2 separate regions of the Homo sapiens genome follow, and region 2 is linked to region 1. Evidence: chromatin contacts called from ENCODE Hi-C or POLR2A ChIA-PET data. All regions are on one chromosome and are shown on one strand. The core of a region is the stretch at or near the end of the contact, and the rest is flanking DNA. Distances in the headings are between cores, read along the strand shown.

Region 1 (4,671 bases), core at 1,183-3,682:
CATCAGGAATGGCTGCTTTATGCAGAAGAACTCTAAGATTACATCAGGCTAAGGGTGACAGAATGCTGTAATCCATTAGCCTTATCTGTCATGGTCATGGCAGCAGCAAGAGGCAGTCTGAGTGCCATACACTGCAGTAATCTAGGGGTGAGCTGAATAGTGAATGGAGATTTGCCTAAAAGAAACTTCTGGAGTCAGTGCTCCAAAACTCTGAATCAACCAAATGAATGAATTGAGCCAAATAGAAATGCATGACTATTCAATATTTATTATGTAGAGAGGCTTAGAAAGGGCAGGCACCTGGAGTTCCTCCACCCTCCTCACCCAATCACAACTGCCCTTACTGCCCTACCAGTCCAGCCACGTGCCCTTTCCCACCCCTCTCAATGACCCTTGGGCTCCCCAGTGAAGCTCCCTGAGGGCAGGGGACATAGCTCTTTGGGGCCATAAAGGCATTAGCTCACCCTTCTCAGCCCCTTACACATTTACTGGGTACTTAGATCAGGCCAAGTGTGGTGGCTCATGCCTGTAATCCCAGCACTTTGGGAGGCCAAGGTGGGTGGATCACCTGAGGTCAGGAGTTCAAGACCAGCCTGATCAACATCGTGAAACCCCATCTCTACGAAAAATACAAAAAATTAGCCAGGCATGGTGGCACGTGCCTGTAATCCCAGCTACTCGGGAGGCTGAAGCAGGACAATCACTTGAACCTGGGAGGCAGAGGTTGCAATGAGCAAAGATTGCACCATTGCACTCCACCCTGGGCAACAGAGTGACATTTGGTCTCAAAAAAAAAAAAAAAAAAAAAAAGAAATCTTAGCAGGATTACATCTGTAACCCCGGCACTTTGGGAGGCCGAGGGAGGTGAATCACATGAGGCCAGGTGTTCAAGACCAGCCTGACCAACATGGTGAAACCCTGTCTCTACCAAAACATACAAAAGTTAGCCAAGTGTGGTAGCATGCGCCTGTAATCCCAACTACTCAGGAAGCTGAGGCATGCGAATCACTTGATCCTGGGAGATGGAGGTTGCAGTGAGCCAAGATCCTGTCACTGCACTCCAGCCTGGGCAAGAGAGTGAGACTCTTGTCTCAAAAAAAAAAAAAAAAAATCTTGCCCCTTCCCTCAAGGGGCTCACAGCCTGTGGGAGAGGGAAAATAGATATAATTATATTTAAAGAATTATAAAACAAATTGTATAAATTTAAAATTATAATTAAATCATTGTAATAATTTAGATCAGAAAAAATAAAGGCAAGTAAGTGCCAGGCATGGGGCTAAGCATTGTACTCACCCACTGTATTCCATGTTGTCTTCACAACGGCCTTATGAGGTTTGCTAGTATTGCCCCCATTTTACCAAGAAACTGAGGCTTAGAGCATTCAAGCTAGCCAAGGGCTAAGCCATGACTCAAACCCAGGTGTGTCTGACTACGGCTGTTACTAAGAGGGGAAGGGAATCATCTGAACTTGGGTTTCACTCAGAAAGGGGCATGGTTTTGTTAACTTTGAAAACACTACCACCCTACCCTCTAGCACTGGCAGAGGGGAGCTGGACGCCTGGACAGCTGGGGAGGGGGAGGACGGCAGCCAGAAGCAACAGCCTCTGCAGTCCCAGCAGCTGGGACCTCATGCCTCAACCAAGGATCAGCACTGGGTATTGGCTCAGAGTAGTGAAGGCTGCTGGGGGCCTGTGTTTCCTGCATTTCCTATGTTTATGCTGCCAGGGTGGGTTTTATGTGACCAGAGAGAAGCAGGGAAAATTGCTGAGAAGTCAGAGATCTGCCAGGGAATCAGTGATGAGCCCCAGGAAATGCTTTTTGTCTAAAAATATGCCATTTCCGAAAGGAAAACAGTCATTAGAGGGTGTGAGAAGCCCTCGTGGTGAGGAAAGCAAAACTGTAAGACTCAATGGGAGGCCAGTGGAACAACAGAGAAGCCCATTACCCACCCACTTCCTGTGCGATTAACAAGACGTTTGGAGGATGAAAGGCAAGCAGACAAAATGACAACCCACAGACACAACTCCAGGGGAAATGTCTGGGGACAGCATAGGAAGACGCAGCAGGGAGGTAGGAGGAGAAAAAACTGCTCCAGTTAATATCTTTCTGGCATCGGCTGGTTCAGCTATAGATTTGGCTAAAATTACCTGTGTACTTACTAGACGCCAGGCAGTTAGGGGGCTTTGCTTAAATCACTCTCCTGCATTCTTCACACAGCACTTGATGAAGGAGGAAAGTGAGTCTTGGAGGTTAAGTGACTTGTCCAAGGTTACACAGCTGGGAAGGGAGAAAGACATGGCTCCATCCCAGGTTCCCTGATCCCAAATCTCCCCCTCATTGCAATGTACCAAGCTGCCTCCAATAAGATCAAGAGTCTTGACGATCCCCAAGCTAGTCCACTCAGTCCAGTTTTCCTGCCAGACTATAGCTGTTTTGCATTCCTTATCTTGTGTTGAAGCAAACCAGGTAAGGAAACTCCCCACCTTTTTTATTAATGACTCATTTTCAGCCAAAACACATTGCAGCCACATCAGGTACATGTGCCCACTCAGCAAAGACGTACTGTGAGAAAGTAACATCTAAGTTACTTGGTCCAAAGCCCTTCTACATCAATCATCAAGCAACCAACCCTCCTTTGCTGAAATCTCCAGGGGACTAGGCCCTTTGGTGGGGGAAGAGGGGACGGTTTCTTCAGGGGCATCTCACCCCTGGGAAGTGCATCCTCTCTGCTGGGGGCAGTAAAAAGGCTTTACGTGGGCCACTGTGGCTCATGCCTGTAATCCCAACACTTTGGGGGCCCAAGCAGGGTGATTCACTTGAGCCCAGAAGTTTGAGACCAGCCGGGCAATATAAAGAGACCCCATCTCCACAAAAAAATACAAAATTTAGCTGGGCTTGATGGTCCCACCTGTGGTCCCACTTACTTACTTGGGAGGCTGAGGCAAGAGGATCAGAAGGTCAAGGCTGCAGTGAGCCATGATTGCACCACTGCACTCAAACCTAGGCAACAGAGCTAGACCCTGTCTCAGGAAAAAAAAAAAAAAAAAAAGAGGCTTTTCACGAATTTCACATTCCACCCTCCACCATCTTTGATGTAGGTAATTTATCAGCATTTTGTAGAGGAGGAAACAAGGTCTCCCCTACGTTGAGCCCAAATCAGTTTGACCTTGGGGAACACAGTGAGCATCCCTGCGTGGAGGTACGCAGGATCCCTGAGGGTGACAACCTTCGAGGTCGTTCCCTGGCCTCTCTGCCCAGGGTGAGCATCCTCAGAGACCTCAGCTCTCCTCTCAGCATGCAATTCTCCTCCACTCATGGCCCTCCCAGCTGCCCCTGGCTTCTCAAAGCTACTCCTGCATGGAGGCAAGTACAACTAGCCAATGAGCCTCCTGACCTGCCCCATCCCAGAGAGCAACTGCTGCTAGGTCCTCGTGGATTCTGGGCCTCTGTCCAGTGACCAAAGGAGAGGACACATCTCCAGCTACCATCCCTCCACCTATTTTCTAAGGAAACCAATGAGTTCTCAAATGCCACCTGTGGTGGCCCCTTCTCAGCCCTCACCCTGAGAGGCCTTCCCCAAGTCAGAATTTCCCACAGGGGAAGTTACTGTGGGCTTCTCTCTCCTTCCCCCACCTCATGTGGTCAGGAAGTCCAGCTGGCTTTTTCTCCTGTCTGTCTCTCAAATGTGTCCCCTGGCTCCCCTCCATTGCCACTGCCCTCTTCAGTGTCTGGCCTGTGCTCCCACAACAACAGGCTTGAAGCTGGCTGCCCTCTCCCCTCCATCTTCCACACCATAATCCAGGTGATCCTTCTAAGAGGCAAAGGTAATCATGTTTCTTCCCTGCTCAAGATCTGTCAAAAGATTCTGTGGCCTCCATAGAAAAGGCAGACAGCCCGGCCACCCAGGCCCTTCACCATCTGCCTCTTGACCATCTCCAGTGTCCTGCAGTGTCCTGAATATACCTTTTCCCTGCCTCTGCCCAACACACTCCCGTTCTTTCAACACCCAACTCAACTATTACCTTCTCTCCATCAGATCTTCCCTGAACCACCCCCCAGAAACAAAGGTGACTGTCCCCTCTGGTTCCCCACAGCCACCCCACCACTTACCCCTGTGCTCAGGCACTCCTGGAGCACTGCATTGCAACCATTGGCTCACACATCTGTCTCTACCAGCAAACCACTAAACCGTGAATAAGTGGCTTCCTGAGCCAGGCCTTGTGCAATGAATGGATTTGCAACAAAGGGAGCCACTGAGAGATTACATGAGCCAAGTCATGGCAATTAGTCCCCATGGAAGCAGCAGCTCAGGGCAGGGTCCAGACTTGGGCAGACTTAACTATGCAGGACATTCCATTAACAATAAGCACCACTCTGAGCATTTCCTATGTGCCAGGAACTACGTGAAGCTCTAGATTCTGTCATTAGAAAGGACTGAGTTAATTAATGGAAAGCAGGTAGCACAGTGCCTGACACAGTATAAGCACTGAACACACGTTAGCAAGAAAAGTGACAGATCATTTACGGGATGGTTCTTACACCAGGCAGCGTGCCAAGCACAGTCCATACATTGTCTCACTCTTCATGACAACCTTAGGAAGAGAGCAGTCCTGTTTGTCCCCATTTTACAGAAAAAGATACTGAGTCTTGGCTAGGCTAAGCGATCTGCTC
Region 2 (4,830 bases), core at 1,340-3,839, 63 kb before region 1:
AATTACATGAACTTCCCTCACCGAGACCCTTGCCCAGATGTACAACAGGCTTCTCTCTCTGCCGGTACCTCTTAAGGGTGTCATTGCTGATGGAACTAGAGCTACCTTCACTACTGTTGCCATGGTTACACTTTCTGTACCAGAAAATTGGCTGATCCTTGGCCCAGCTCTCCCACCTGGCTATCATCTCCTCTGCAGCAGGAGGCCTCCTTATTCCCTGATCTATTTTGTGTTTGGCTGGAAGATTGGCGAGCACATAGTTTTCCATGGTACTCATGACCCTTCTGTAAACTCTTAATGACCCTAATGTTGATTAGGACCCAAAGTCTTGGGCCAGTGGAAAAGTTAAAACAAAGTTCAAGACTCATATAGATGATGATCCCAATAATCATCTACATGGCTTGAGAATCATCACCTCCATCTTTTGTCTGCAGAGGGTTTGCAATGAGAGCTAGAGAGTTCAGAGCCAAATATCTGGCCCATCACTGGGAAGTATAAAAGACTGTACAACATATATTTGAAGTGTAATTTCATTTATCAATTCACTATATTTTTCCCATCCTTTTTTCCTACTTAATTTTCCTCTTAATGTCTTGCATTGTTTTTATCTTTTAAAAGTGCTTTAAATTCTTTTGAAGCAAAACTAAATATAAGGAAAACATAGGCATAATCATCAAAAATCCATTGGATTCTTGCTATTATGAGGGGAGGGGGAAAAGTACAAAGGTTTTTCTGTCCAAAAAGAGACAATTCACTTAATGCAAAGTACCTGGAACATATTCTGTGTAAAATCAAATCGAATAATTTTATATATATTTTCTTTTGAAAAAAATACACGATTAGATTCAAGAAAAATTGAATTTCTGGTACAAAGGAGGAATAAGGACATGGCCTTCCTAATCCAAGAAGCTCCATGAATAACTAGGGGCCTGCTTTCTTTCACACAAGAAAGCTGGGTAGTACTTTCAAAAACCTGAGATGGATGGGGCACAGTGGCTCATGCCTGTAATCTCAGTACTTTGGGAGGCTGAGGCGGGCATATCACTTGAGATCAGGAGTTCGAGACCAGCCTGGCAAACATGGTGAAACCCCATCTCTACCAAAAATACAGAAATTAGCCAGGCATCATGGTGCATGCCTGTAGTCCCAGCTACCTGGGAGCCTGAGGCAGGAGAACTGCTTGAACCTGGGAGGTGGAGGTTGCAGTGAGCCAAGATCGCACCACTGCACACTAGCCTGGGAGACAGAGCAAGACTCTGTCTCAAAAAACAAAAACGAAAACACAACCTGAGATGGACCATGTGAGCAGGTGATACCATCAGGGAGTGCTCAGTGTGTTCTAAAAATCGCAGTGTCTGGCACACAGCAAAAGCTTCACAAATATACACCAAATAAACAAGGAAAATAAGTAAAAAACATTATGCCTGCATGCTAAATAAATTCACAGATAATCTTCAAATTAACCTGGGTAGAAATGATTTAGCAATACTGAGAAAAGTGGATGCTATCAAGGGTGTTAGTTATTTTAATCCTCTTGACAACACTTTTAGATATTTTTATCTCCAGTTGTTTTTCAGATGAGATTGAGGAAGATTAAGTAATTTGTGCAAGACCACATAACGAGCAAGTGAAAGACCCAGGACTTGAGCCCAAGGCTTTCTAATTGTAAAAGTAGAATCTATCCCCTCAGTCTACTCCACTGTTGCCCAAGCTAATGTTAAGAACACAAATCCGGCTGGGCACGATGGCTCATGCCTGTAATCTCAGCACTTTGGGAGGCCGAGGTGGGTGGATCACTTGAGATGAGGAGTTTGAGGCCAGCCTGGCCAACATGGTAGAACACCGTCTCTACTAAAAATACAAAAATTAGCCGGGTGTGGTGGTGTGTGTCTGTAGTCCCAGCTAAGCAGGAGGCTGAGGCAGGAAAATCACTTGAACCTAGGAGGTGGAGGTTGCAGTAAGCCAAGATCGCGCCACTGCACTCCAGCCTGGATGACAGAGTGAGACTCTGTCTCAAAAAAACAAACAAACAAACAGAAAAAGAGACCACAAATCTGAGGCCCCATCCCAGACCCACTGAAGCAGAATCTCTAGGGAGGAACTTAGAAACATTTGTGTAACAAGACACCAGATGATGATTATTATCAGAGAAGTTTAAAAAAAAAAAAAAAAAAAAGACACCTCTATTGCATCAGATGGGAAATGGACCTACAGCATCCTCTGAGGGATCAAATAAAAGCCATCAGATTTGAAGTTCATACAAGTAAAAATAAATCAGGTCAGTCTGGAGCATATCAGATTATGATATTATAGACTATTCTTCAGTTTGGTAATATAGAATTGTCTGATTTAAGGTTTTCTGGATCTTAAAATACCAAGAACATTTGAAAAGTTAAAAATGGGTTCCAATTTAAACCTCAGACTTTTTTTTAGCTTTCCTCACTGCCTCTGATCCTGAGGAGCAGAAGTGAATGTGAACGCACTTTGAATTCCTAGCAGCTTTCACTGATGCAGAGGTTCCAGCTGTACAGGGGCTGGAGGACTGCTGAGGAGAACAACAAGCTGAGAATCAGTCCTCATCTCTGGTTGCCCCCCACCCCACCCTCATTGCCTTTCATTGGATGAGCAAGTCACACAATCCAGGAAGTGGAAAATCTATCATCGCTTGGTTGGTTTTTCTTAGTTTCAGTTTTTCCACGCCTGATGAGAATTGCCAAGGCACAGCAAAGCCTGCAGCTTCCATACCCGTCATGAGAGCAAATAACTTATTTGTAAACCTAAGCACTTAATTAACTAAATGGAAAGCAAGGCAGTGAGTGATTCCTGACATGGCCGAATTTAAGTCAAGCTGTGAAGCTCCAGGTGCAGCCAGAAATGGAGATGGACAACTTGAACTGAACCCTGAGAGCTTCTAAAAAGGCTTTGGACCACTGCTTCTCAGCAGTTTTTCTTGTAAGTTATTCCCATTATCTCAAAGAAAAATTTAAAATATGGTTGGAGAAAAGTATAGAACTGATTATCCCCATTTTGAGCATAGATCATCGTTTAACCAACTTGCTTTCTAACTGCCAAGAAACTTGCTTTGGATGGTATTTCCAGACATAATGTCTATCATAGCAAATATTGACAATTGCATTTTACAAATAATCAGTTTAATATGCTTTAATATGCTTCTATTTCTGATTGCTCTTGATCTCATTTAATCTTCGAAGCAACTCTATCACGTTGGTGTGCTTATTAACATTATTTTACAGATAAAGACGCCTGTAAGTAGCTTCCTCACAGGGTATTTAAGGAACTTGTAGAAAGTCCACAGCTAGTAGCTGGGAGCCCATCTCATATCAATACACTAGCTTCTCCCCAAAGAACTTTATATATTTAGGCCATTGATTTCTTTTTTTTTTTTTTTGAGACGGAGTCTCACTCTGTCACCCAGGCTGGAGTGCAGTGGCAACATCTCGGCTCACTGCCACAGCTCCACCTCCCGGGTTCACGCCATTCTCCTGCCTCAGCCTCCCGAGTAGCTGGGACTACAGGCACCCGCCACCAGGCCCGGCTAATTTTTTGTATTTTTAGTAGAGACGGGGTTTTATCGTGTTAGCCAGGATGGTCTTGATCTCCTGACATTGTGATCCGCCCACCTCGGCCTCCCAAAGTGCTGGGATTACAGGCGTGAGCCACCGCGCCCGGCCTTAGGCCATTGATTTCTAAAAAGACAAATTCTCATATTGGATTAAAACATAAGACCCAACAATACGTATGTTGCTTAAAAATAGGAATCTGTTACCCAAAAAATGCAGAAATGCTAAAATAAAAAGGTTTAATGAGGAAACTCATACGACAAAAAGAAAATAGTTGGTAAAGTTGATAGCATATAAAAGAGATTTTGAAGCCAAAAACACAGGGAGAGGATACAAAGAAGCTCCTGATTATGATAAAAAATAGAAAATCAACTGTGAAGACAGAGGTTACTAAAGTCAGAAATGCAAAGAGAAATAGAATAAAAAACAAGCAATTGTAAAGGGAGAGTTTAATTCATTTCAAGGCTAAGAAAAAAATAGACAAGAGTAAAAAATAAAGACAAATTTAAATAGACAAAAATTTAGAAGACATTGAAGACGTGACAAAAATAGACAATAGAGGTTATGTTATACAATTGATAAGTTAGAACCAATAGACATACACTGAACTCAATACCAACATAGATTACACATTTTTTTCCATATGGGGGCATTGGTACATATATACTAACTCTCAAATAAGGCCCTAAAAATTGAATCAAGAGGAAAAAATATACATATTTTCTCACCACATGCAATAAAGCTAAATGTGAATAAGTAAAAGCAATGAAAGGAGCCTTGGGCAAAAGAATAATCTAACCAAGAGCCTTTGCAGCAAACAGTTCGGGGTTTAGATTATAAACTACATTCCTTACTGCAGTGTGACCTGGGCAGTTTACTGAACCTCTCTGAACCTTGGATTCCTCATCTAAAAATGAGGCTCTACCTTGCAAAGTTGTTATGAAGATTACCTATAAGTATGTCAAATAAACTAAGACTTAAAAGAGAGTTAAAACCGTAAGCCGTACAATATAACTCCATTTTTAATGTACTCATATTTAACTAGAAAAAGTATCTAGAGTTTTTGTCGATTGAAAGCAAAAGTCTATAAAATATTCATCTAAATACTAACAGTGGTTATCTCTGTGCACTGATATTTCTGCCAATTTTTGTTATATTGCTTTATCTTTTCTACTATGAATATATAGTATGTGAATAATAAAAAATAGTAAATTTGAAAATAAACATGAACTTCTGAAAAACAGAGTAC

Evidence for each region. Hi-C counts contacts between places; a loop is a spot of excess contacts on that map. ChIA-PET counts read pairs that join two places held with the same protein, here RNA polymerase II (POLR2A). Pooled maps may share reads with other maps.
Region 2: a loop to region 1 is called in a map of CD4-positive, alpha-beta T cell, with 10 times the contacts of the local background. The contact joins two enhancer-like sites. A Hi-C loop is called at or near these places in 4 of 168 maps with a recorded cell type or tissue (CD4-positive, alpha-beta T cell, CD8-positive, alpha-beta T cell, GM13976 and 1 more) and 7 of 50 pooled maps. POLR2A ChIA-PET finds 5 or more read pairs at or near these places in 8 of 52 experiments (GM12878, H1, OCI-LY7 and 5 more).

Annotation. Positions count from the first base shown.
Region 1 is chr15:58,471,484-58,476,154 of GRCh38, forward strand. All of the region lies in intron 1 of LIPC (lipase C, hepatic type), which reads left to right. All of the region lies in intron 2 of LIPC-AS1 (LIPC antisense RNA 1), which reads right to left. Among named protein-coding and RNA genes, the nearest start is that of LIPC-AS1, 25 kb to the right of the region's middle. Within about 2 kb of position 2,433, at least 10 of the 41 ENCODE cell types and tissues checked have a DNase peak (open chromatin) inside an H3K27ac peak, as active enhancers do; they include CD8-positive, alpha-beta T cell and GM12878, where a contact is called at or near this core.
Region 2 is chr15:58,407,867-58,412,696 of GRCh38, forward strand. No RefSeq gene overlaps it. Among named protein-coding and RNA genes, the nearest start is that of LIPC, 22 kb to the right of the region's middle. RefSeq lists a silencer at 2,604-2,898. Within about 2 kb of position 2,590, at least 4 of the 41 ENCODE cell types and tissues checked have a DNase peak (open chromatin) inside an H3K27ac peak, as active enhancers do; they include CD8-positive, alpha-beta T cell and GM12878, where a contact is called at or near this core.